Linked DNA regions of Homo sapiens: region 1 is linked to region 2. Evidence: chromatin loops called from intact Hi-C (ENCODE). Cell type or tissue: sigmoid colon. All regions are shown on one strand. Links, peaks and the distances in the headings refer to the core of each region. The heading gives the core; the rest is flanking DNA.

Region 1 (4,405 bases), core at 262-4,261, 60 kb before region 2:
TCTTACTTCTTTACAAGCCTATAATATTTGAAACATTTTTTTGCTAGTCATTGTGAATTTTACTTCAATGAGTGTTGGATATTTCTGTTTTCATGCAAATATTCCTTAGCTTTGTTCCATGATGCAGTTAAGTTACTTGGAAATGATTTATTCCCTTTGGATCTTACTTTTATGATTTGTTAGACAGAGTCAGAGCAGTGTTTAATCTAGTACTAAATAAGCTCACTAGGCAGGCAAGTCTGTTTTGTGTACTCTATCAAATTACCTTTAAATTGTGGGTTTTTTTAATCTGACTGGTGGTACACTGTTACTTTTAATACTAGCAGGTGATTCCTCAACCTTGGACAGCCTCTTTGCATACATTTGTTAGTCAGTATTCAGCTGCATAATTCAAAGGGTATCTTTTACAGATTTCTGGAGTTTTCTGTTTGTTGCTCTCTTCTGTCTGGTACTCAGTCCTTCAAACTCTAGCTGCCTCAGTCTACCCATACTCTCAGCTCTATCTTCCTACACAGGAAATCTACTGGTATTCTACTAGTTTTCTCCCTATTGGCCTAGAAACTCTCTTAAGGAAGTAAGTGTTGGCATGCATTGGGCTCACCTTTTTTTTGCCTACAAACTCTCAGATACCTGTCCTTCCGGGGGGACTGTTTCAGATGAGAGGGGAAAACGTGTCCCTGTTAGTCCATTTTAACTGTAAGTAGAAATGTCTCTTCACAGTTTTAGTCACATTTGGAATAAATGGTCTTTAAAGGTCATTGCAGCCATATAAATCAGTGATTCTTTCACAGGTCAGAATATCCATAGCTGTGTGAGTTCAGCAGTCCCAAATTATGTGCTACTCAATAGGCTACTCTCAACTCCCTGTTCTTGTTCTTGGCCTGAAGAGCCCTAGCTTTAGCTCACACAATTTCTTGGGTGATAAAGTCCAGCTACTACCATCACCGCTACAGATCCATAAGGCTCTATGCAGCAAGTAGAAACCACTGTTCCTAACCTCTGAGGTCAGAGCTTTGATGACTGTGGCTTCTCTATTGCCTGTGTGGAAGAGTGGAAGAGCTGGGCAATGCAACCCAGGAACTTGGGTAAGCTCATACCCCTGGAGTGGACTCTGACCAGTGAGAGACAGCTGAACCATCAGATAAATTGCCTGTGCTTCTTCTACCTCATGCCCATCCTCACCCAAGAGCTCCCACATATAGTGATTTCATCAGGCTTTTCCAGAGATATCCTATATGATTGAACAACGTATTGCATTTTCTTGTGAAATTACTGACCGCTGGATTCATGCCCACCCCGTTTCTTGCCTCATTTCCCTTTTTTCTTCATTTTTATTGCCCTTGCACATAGCTACGCTACCCCCACCAAATAACATTTCTGCATAAGTTTTGGTTCACACTCTGTATTCTAGGGTACTCAGGCTAAGAGAGTGGAAAAATTAAAGAATATTAGAAAGACAATAATCATTCCATTAGGTAATACGACTTCTTCCTTTTTTATACAAATTTAAAATGTCTGGTTTGGCATTGTAAAGGAACAAACAAAAATATTTTAAGTTAATATGTTGAAAATTTATCTCAAATTTCCAGCTCTAGGAGAAATATTATAAGAAACTATTGGTCTTGCTGAAGGAAAAACAACAAAACCCAAATCCTCAGTTCCAGACCAGCTGCCAAACAAGGGCAGGCAAAGAATTTCATATGTAGGTACAATGTCATTGTGGAGGCTGGAATTTTACAGCTTTTATCCAGAATATGATTTGGAAGGTCTGTGGGAGAATAATGACCTAACACGTAAAACAACCTGTAGTTTGCCTGCAATTGTAAACACCATCATGACTTTAAATGGAAGAAACTGAAAATGTTTTTGCCTCAGTGCTCTGCCCTGTGTCATAGCTTTGTGACTTGTTTAAACAAGTTTCCTCGGCACAGTGGAGTGATATTAAACATGTAACACCTAGACCAAGTTACAGGCTGTGCAATGGTAGGAAAAAAAGATCATTTGGTAAGTATGAATTAGAAAGTGAGTAAATAAATTTTAACAGTTTATGTTGACAGCACATTCTAATAAGAAACTCCTGATAATGTGAGATTTATTCATAAAATGCTGTATTAGCACAGTGGAAGTCATCATTAAATAATTATTTTTAAACTTCCTTTTATAAATTATTCTTATTTATTCATAAGAATCAACAAAGTGAAATGTTGGGAGCTGGAAGAAAATGCTACCTAGTGTTAACACGATTTTTTTTTTAAGAAACTTAAAGTATTGTGGGTTGAATTACATTTCCCAGTAAGACATTTTGAAGTCATAACTTCAGTATCTGTGAATGTGATCTTATTTGAAAAAAGGGTCTTTGCAGATATAATCACATTAACATGAGCTCATACTGGATTGGGGTGGTCCCTAATCCACTGATTGGTGTTCTTAAAAGTAGTGCAGAGATATACAGAGACACAAGCAGGGAAGAGGGCAATGCGATGATGGAGGCAGAGATTGGAGTGATGCAACTTGAAGCCAAGGAATGCCGAGGATGCAGCAACCACCAGCAGCGGGGAGAGATATCTGTAACAATTTCCTCCAGACCCTCCAGAAGAAACCAAGCCTGCAAAACTCTTGACTTTGCACTTCTGGCCTCCTGAACTGTGAGAGAATACATTTCTGTTGTTTTATTTCATTCAGTTTGGGGTAATTTGTTACTGAACACAACAGAATTTTATGTAGAACAGAAAAATATTCTTGTAATCATCAAGTCCAATGGGCTGTAATTATTAAAACCACAATTTTAAGTGTACTTTTCTGCATAGTATTAAAAAGTTGCTGAAAACATATAGACAGCTGTTTTCTTATGTGTACTAGTCTGCTTGGGATGCCATAACAAAATACCACAGGCTGAGTGACAACAGAAATTTACTTTCTCACAGTTCTGGAGGCTAGAAGTTCATGATCGAGGTGTTGGCAATTAAAGTTTCTGGTGAGGGCTCTCTTCCTAGCATGCAAATGGCTGCCTCCCGGTTGTGTCCTCACATGTCCTTTCCTTTGTGTGTGTGCCGAGAGAGAGACAGCACTCCAGTGTCTCTTCCTCACCTCTGCTGGATTGGAGACCCACCTTTATTACTTCATGTAAACTTAATTGCCTCCACAAAGGCCCTATCTCTAGGTACAGTCACATTGAGGACTGAGGCTTCAACATATGAATTTGAGAGGTACACAATTCAGCCCATAACACTGTGGTTATTTTTCATTTACTTGTTTCTTTATTTTTATTTTTGTTTACCCATAATATGATCCCTTCTTCCTGTAACTTTTTTTTTTTTTGGAGTCAAATCTCCCTACAAGACTTGGTTTATATGATTGTTGTAGGAGTAACCAAACCCCCACACCAGGGATGGAATATTACATAGTCCTAGCTACTCAAAGGACTTTATCTTTCTATCCAGAAATGAGCATGAGGTTTAATGAAAGTGTTGGTTGGGACTCTTTACAAAGACATAGTGACCACTACAAATCATATTCCCTGGGGTTGCTAAAGTTAGACTTTACATGATGTGGAGTGAGCCTGCCAGAAGATAAAGCCACATAGAAGAAAGTAAAACCAATGAGAGGAGTGACAGACGACATCCTGCTAATATTCATTCAATGTAGTCAGTCAGAAGGTAGTCCCATTATATAGACTTTTGAGTTACCTGAGTCAATAAATTTTCATTTTTGTTTAAACCATAATAAGCTGACATTCTATTTATTCATACTAGTGTCCTGACTATAACAATTCTGAAATTTTAGAAAACTTGTGAATATATAATAATCCTCTATTTTCAGAACAATGATGTTAAATCATGTGATAGGCAGTTTCTAAAATAATCTCCAGTGATCCCCACTTTCTGTTATGTATTTCTCTATACAATCTACCCTTTTAAGAATAATCCAGGCTGGGTGCAGTGGCTGAGGCCCGTAATCCCAGCACTTTGGGAGGCCGAGGCGGGTGGATCACCTTAGGTCAGGAGTTCAAGACCAGCCTGGCCAACATAGTGAAACCTCGACTCTACGAAAAATACAAAAATTAGCTGGGCGTGGTGGCATGCAGCTGTAATCCCAGCTACTCTGGAGGCTGAGGGAGGAGAATTACTTGAACCTGAGAGGCAGAAGTTGTGGTGAGCAGAGACCGTAAGACTGCACTCCAGCCTCTGCAACCGAGCAAGACTCTATAAAAAAAAAAAAGAATAATCTGAACTTGTTGATTCACTTTTAATGTTTTAATGAACAGAATCAGCATAAGAAATGAGAATCTCACTTAGGTTACGTTATAAAAGACTGCATCTTCTGTCTTGAGTGTTCTGTCTCTTGTTATTTATTGGGTCATTTACCTGGGTGAAACCAGCTGCCATGACATGAGGCTCACCTATTA
Region 2 (4,405 bases), core at 161-4,160:
TGATAATGAACACATCTGTGATTTATGAGAATGTGGTTGTACTTCATGGACTGCGATTTTTTTTAAGCATGGTATAGAGCTACTACCTACCATCTCTGCAGATTGTACAGAATTATCTGTGGCAGGATGCGGAAGATGCAGAGCACCTCAGCCCTAACTTTGTGACCAGCTAAAAGGGTTCCAGAAACTTTACATAAGCAATTCCAGTCAATCCTTGCTGTTATCCCGTAACATATTTTGGTAATAATCCTATTACTATTTTCAGACCCTTCTAGAATTAAATCACTTCTGTGACTGGATGGTCGTGGAATCTGTGATATTTAACACTACCTCTCTCTTCCTACCACTTAAACTCATTGCAAAGAACAGAAAAAGTGACTCAATTCTGAATAATTAGTTCTTTATAAGATATGCTGTCACATAGGAAGAATAATATTTTAGATGTTTTTACTAATTCATAAGACATTTCTAATAGGCAGCACTGCGGTAATATGCTTACTAAGTTCCAGTTTTGTTTGACCTGCCAGAAGTAAATTGTTCCTGTAAAGTTTTAATAATCCATGACATGTAACTCAGGATTTTTTCTAAAGGTTGTCATTATTAGCACTTATATAAATCCAGAAAACATTTTAATGTAAGTTAAGAGCCATTAGGACCTAGGAGGAAAAACGACTCTTAGGGCATTCCTGACATTCAGCGAGGATATTTTGAAACAATAATTCCTCCAGACTAACAGGCAGAACCCACTGCAGCCCTATGCTGTGGTGTCTGGAAAAATTCTTTTCATTAGTTCTGTAGATCACAACAGAAGGGGCCTTTCTCACACAGAGACATCTACTCAGCTTGCTTAGTTTTTGATCTCCTTTCTTCAATTCAGATGGATTTTGTAGGAACTTGCCATGTGTCACACTTTACCTTATAAACAGTAATGTATCTTTGGAACAACTCCAAAGAAACTATGAGAACATGTGAAATAGACTAGAGTTTATTTCAAGAAAGGTGCTTTGTAATTATGAAGTGTTATGATATGTTGTATGCTATAAACATCTGAACACATTCTGAAGTTGTAGATGTTCATTTCTTTGGAGTGTGAGACTGCCATACTCACCTTAATAACTCATAATAATCCTGTAGATATTAATATTTACCCTATTCCATTGACTATTATTTTCATTGAAGGTGTGTTTTCAGTCCGAGAAAAAAATAAAAATGACAAACCAGACATTCCCATTTTACATAAAATCATGGTGTTAAAATGAATCAACCATAGAAAGATATTATTTATAAAACCTCTGAATTGTTCTAGATAGAGAGATCCAAAAAGAAAAATCAGACAAGTCATGAAAATAACACTCAACTAATATTCTAAGGCCCAAAGAGAATTGACTTGGGTGATTTAGGGTGCTCTATATTACATTTCTGTATCTGTTGGATTTAGGTTTTTTGCCAAAAGTATCTATTAGAGGCAACTCTTGTGATTTCTTAGTTTTAGTGACTTGGGAATAGGAAAGTAGTAGAAGTAGTGGGAGATAATGTCAGCCTTGGTTAAAAATTCTAAAATCTAATAAATGGAAACAAAGCAGTTTTTGAAAATTATGCCTAAGGCCAATTTTTTTATTATGAATGAAATAAGTAACTTCAGTGAAAGTTTTGTAAAGTATTCAAAATGTTTTCTTGATGTAGTTAGCTTCTTGAGAATTTATGTATTTATTGTTGTTGTTATTTTACTCTATTTTTTGATTGCTGGTTTGTTTGTTTCCTTTGAATCAAGATTATATGCTGAATCTCAATGATGGTAAGCCATGAGATTTAGAGAGCTGTACCACGAGCAATCTGATTTACCCAGTTTCCAGAATGTTTGCCTGTTTGCAGCAGTCTGCCTCAATACTGAAGTTTAGCATACTTGAAAATTGCAAACCTTTAGCTAAAAATAACCATTACACATTCTCACGTTGAAAGGTAAGCCTGGGTATTGAAACAGTCATTAGTGTAGAGAAGGGGTGCCTCAAAAATACTCAAACAGCCCTTTCAAACAGTCCATTATTTCTAACTTTTCTATTCCTGTCATCACTACCAGTATCTCCCAGATGACAGAGCTTATAATGCAAAGGGTTAATTCCCTACGTTGCTTGGTCTCCTAAGCAATCAGTTACTTTTCTTTTTTAGTTGTTTCCAAATTAGCCTAATCTTTATCACTTCTTTTTCATAATATTGTAATAGACTAATTGTGTTCCCTGTCTATCTCTTTTGACCAAAGGGAAAAGTTTTGCTTGCTGATGTTACAGTGATAAGAAAGGAAAGAAAGAAAAAGAGAGAAAGAAAGGAAGGAAGGAAGGGAAAGAAAGAAAGGAAAGAAAGAAAGAAAGAAGAAAGAAAAAGAAGGAAGAAAGGAAGGAAGGAAGAAAGAGAGAGAGAAGGAGGAAAGAGAGAAAGAGAAAATGTTGTTTGAGGTCCTAATAAAGTCCTCAGTCTAGTATTCATACATTTTATCTCTCCAAGCCTGACTCTGTGATCTTTACAGCTGTCATACCTCCTCATCTTACACTCATTTCTGTTTTTTCTTGCTTTTGTTCTTACCTTCTACACCTTTGAATGTTCAGCTTCTCTCTGTAATCAAAATTCTAAAATGCTAAGGTTCAAGTAGAGTTAAACTTTTCCCCGAAGCCTTCTTCAAAAATTTACCCTCAAGAATCTTTTCTGTACTATTTCCAGGACATTTTATGACATGGATAGTGTCAATATACCTCATATTTACTAGTTTTCTGTATTTAAGTTAAATTAGGGATAAGCTGATTCTTATATGTTTTTCTATTCCACAAATTAGTTTTCTAAATTACAGTTTATGACTCATTTATAAAATCAATTTAGTTCACCAAGAAGTTTATTTTTTCCAATGAAATAGATATGAATAGAAAATACCAGAGAGTGGTACATGGAGTAAAGATGAATATTGATTTGTAACTCTTTTGTTTTTGTTTTTTTCTTGTATGTGTATGCACACTCTTCTGTTTTGCATCCCGATGTACAAATGTATTTTTTTTACCATGAATCATGGTCGTAAATATTTTTTAAACTTTACGAAAATTATGTCTGTACTCACTCATTCATATGTACAGTTATTCATGCATTCAACATGTTGAGTATGCTGGAAAAATAAAACATAATAAAATAGTCTCTATCTTGGAGGACCTAGGATTCTCTTAGGATAGATTGATAGGTACACAAACAATTGGAGATGATGTGCCTAAATTCTGATATGCAGAGAACAGATAATTCTCTGGGAAGATGAAAGAAGTAATAGCAGTTTCTTAAGTGTCTCTTGTTGGCACTTATTCTTCATTTTCCTAGTCAGAAATCAGCATGCTACATTTTAATTTAAATACTGTAAAGATATTTGTTTAATGCCTAGTTTCTTCTCTTTTAAATGAATTATATGGTTATTGACAAGTAATGAAGTTTAAATGAATTATATGGTTATTGACAAGTAACAAAGCTATCATATAATATAAAATTCTGTTTGGGCAGGTTGCAAAAATAATAAAGCCTCTTCAACAGGCTTGAACTATTTTTTTTAAATGATAGATTCATACTTCAGACAAGCTGTATCTACTTAAAGGAAGAAGTTTCTGTGGAAAAAAATTGGCCTTCGTAAAGTTCCTCTTTACACAAAATAAGAAAACTAACTCATAGTAAATCACCTGTCTTATTCTTTCCTCATATTATTAAAATAATATGCAAGTATGTTGCAATATAATATAAAATTTCAACAGTAGTATACATGTGAAATGCCATATTGATGCCTAAAAATCATATAAATCAATAAAAAATATTTGATAAGCACAACAGATTTAAAATAATTTAGACTGACATTCTATTTTAATTTTTTCTTTCCCAAAATTCAGTGCTCTTTCGTTTGATTGGGTCTACATTAAGAGCCAAATAAAGAAACGTTTGTATAAAAGGATTTTTAAAACACTTGAGAGTCTCTTTGACATAGCAAACATTAGAATCACAATCAAATTAAAAAAGAAAACAGTGGATTGCCATTCTGCAAATGTAACCAAAACATGCTACTGATTTCTAAATAGAGTGCTTTCTTGAAACCTGAAGAAACACACCTCAGATGTGTAACCTATCTGCTCCTCTGAATTCTTAGTACATGCATTTTAAATAAGTGGTATTTTATTCTTTATCCAGCCCTAATTAATTTATGTCATTATTCTTCATTTGAAGTTCATTCGAAGTTTTTACATATCCTAGTTTCAATACGTGATTTTAAAGTTAAGGAGCTTCTCCAAACAGTTAAGTGCATACCCACACTGTCTTTCTCCACATGTTACATTAACTGGAGCTCTTTTCTATGTTGTGCTGCATGGCGCTTTTTGTGCAACGCATTTCCAATGGC

Evidence for each region. A loop is a pair of places that touch in the nucleus more often than their neighbours do. Peaks named below come from ENCODE experiments on the same cell type or tissue, not always from the same donor. Only the 100,000 strongest peaks of a DNase experiment are listed, where the experiment ranks them.
Region 1: it touches region 2 in a loop (2.5-fold over the local background); 6 of 110 quality-filtered maps call a loop at or near these places.

What each region holds. Positions count from the first base shown.
Region 1 is chr3:152,095,457-152,099,861 of GRCh38, forward strand. No RefSeq gene overlaps it. Among named protein-coding and RNA genes, the nearest start is that of LINC02917, 110 kb to the right of the region's middle. In sigmoid colon, for the core only: no CTCF peak of the experiment used is centred there; a DNase peak (open chromatin) is centred at 1,885.
Region 2 is chr3:152,155,106-152,159,510 of GRCh38, forward strand. The region is part of intron 1 of LINC02917 (long intergenic non-protein coding RNA 2917); the gene reads right to left. It overlaps LOC101928166 (a long non-coding RNA gene), which reads right to left. Exons shown (of 3, transcript NR_136178.1): 3 at 4,359-4,405. Among named protein-coding and RNA genes, the nearest start is that of LINC02917, 48 kb to the right of the region's middle. In sigmoid colon, for the core only: no CTCF peak of the experiment used is centred there; no DNase peak of the experiment used is centred there; H3K4me3 peaks cover 670 bases.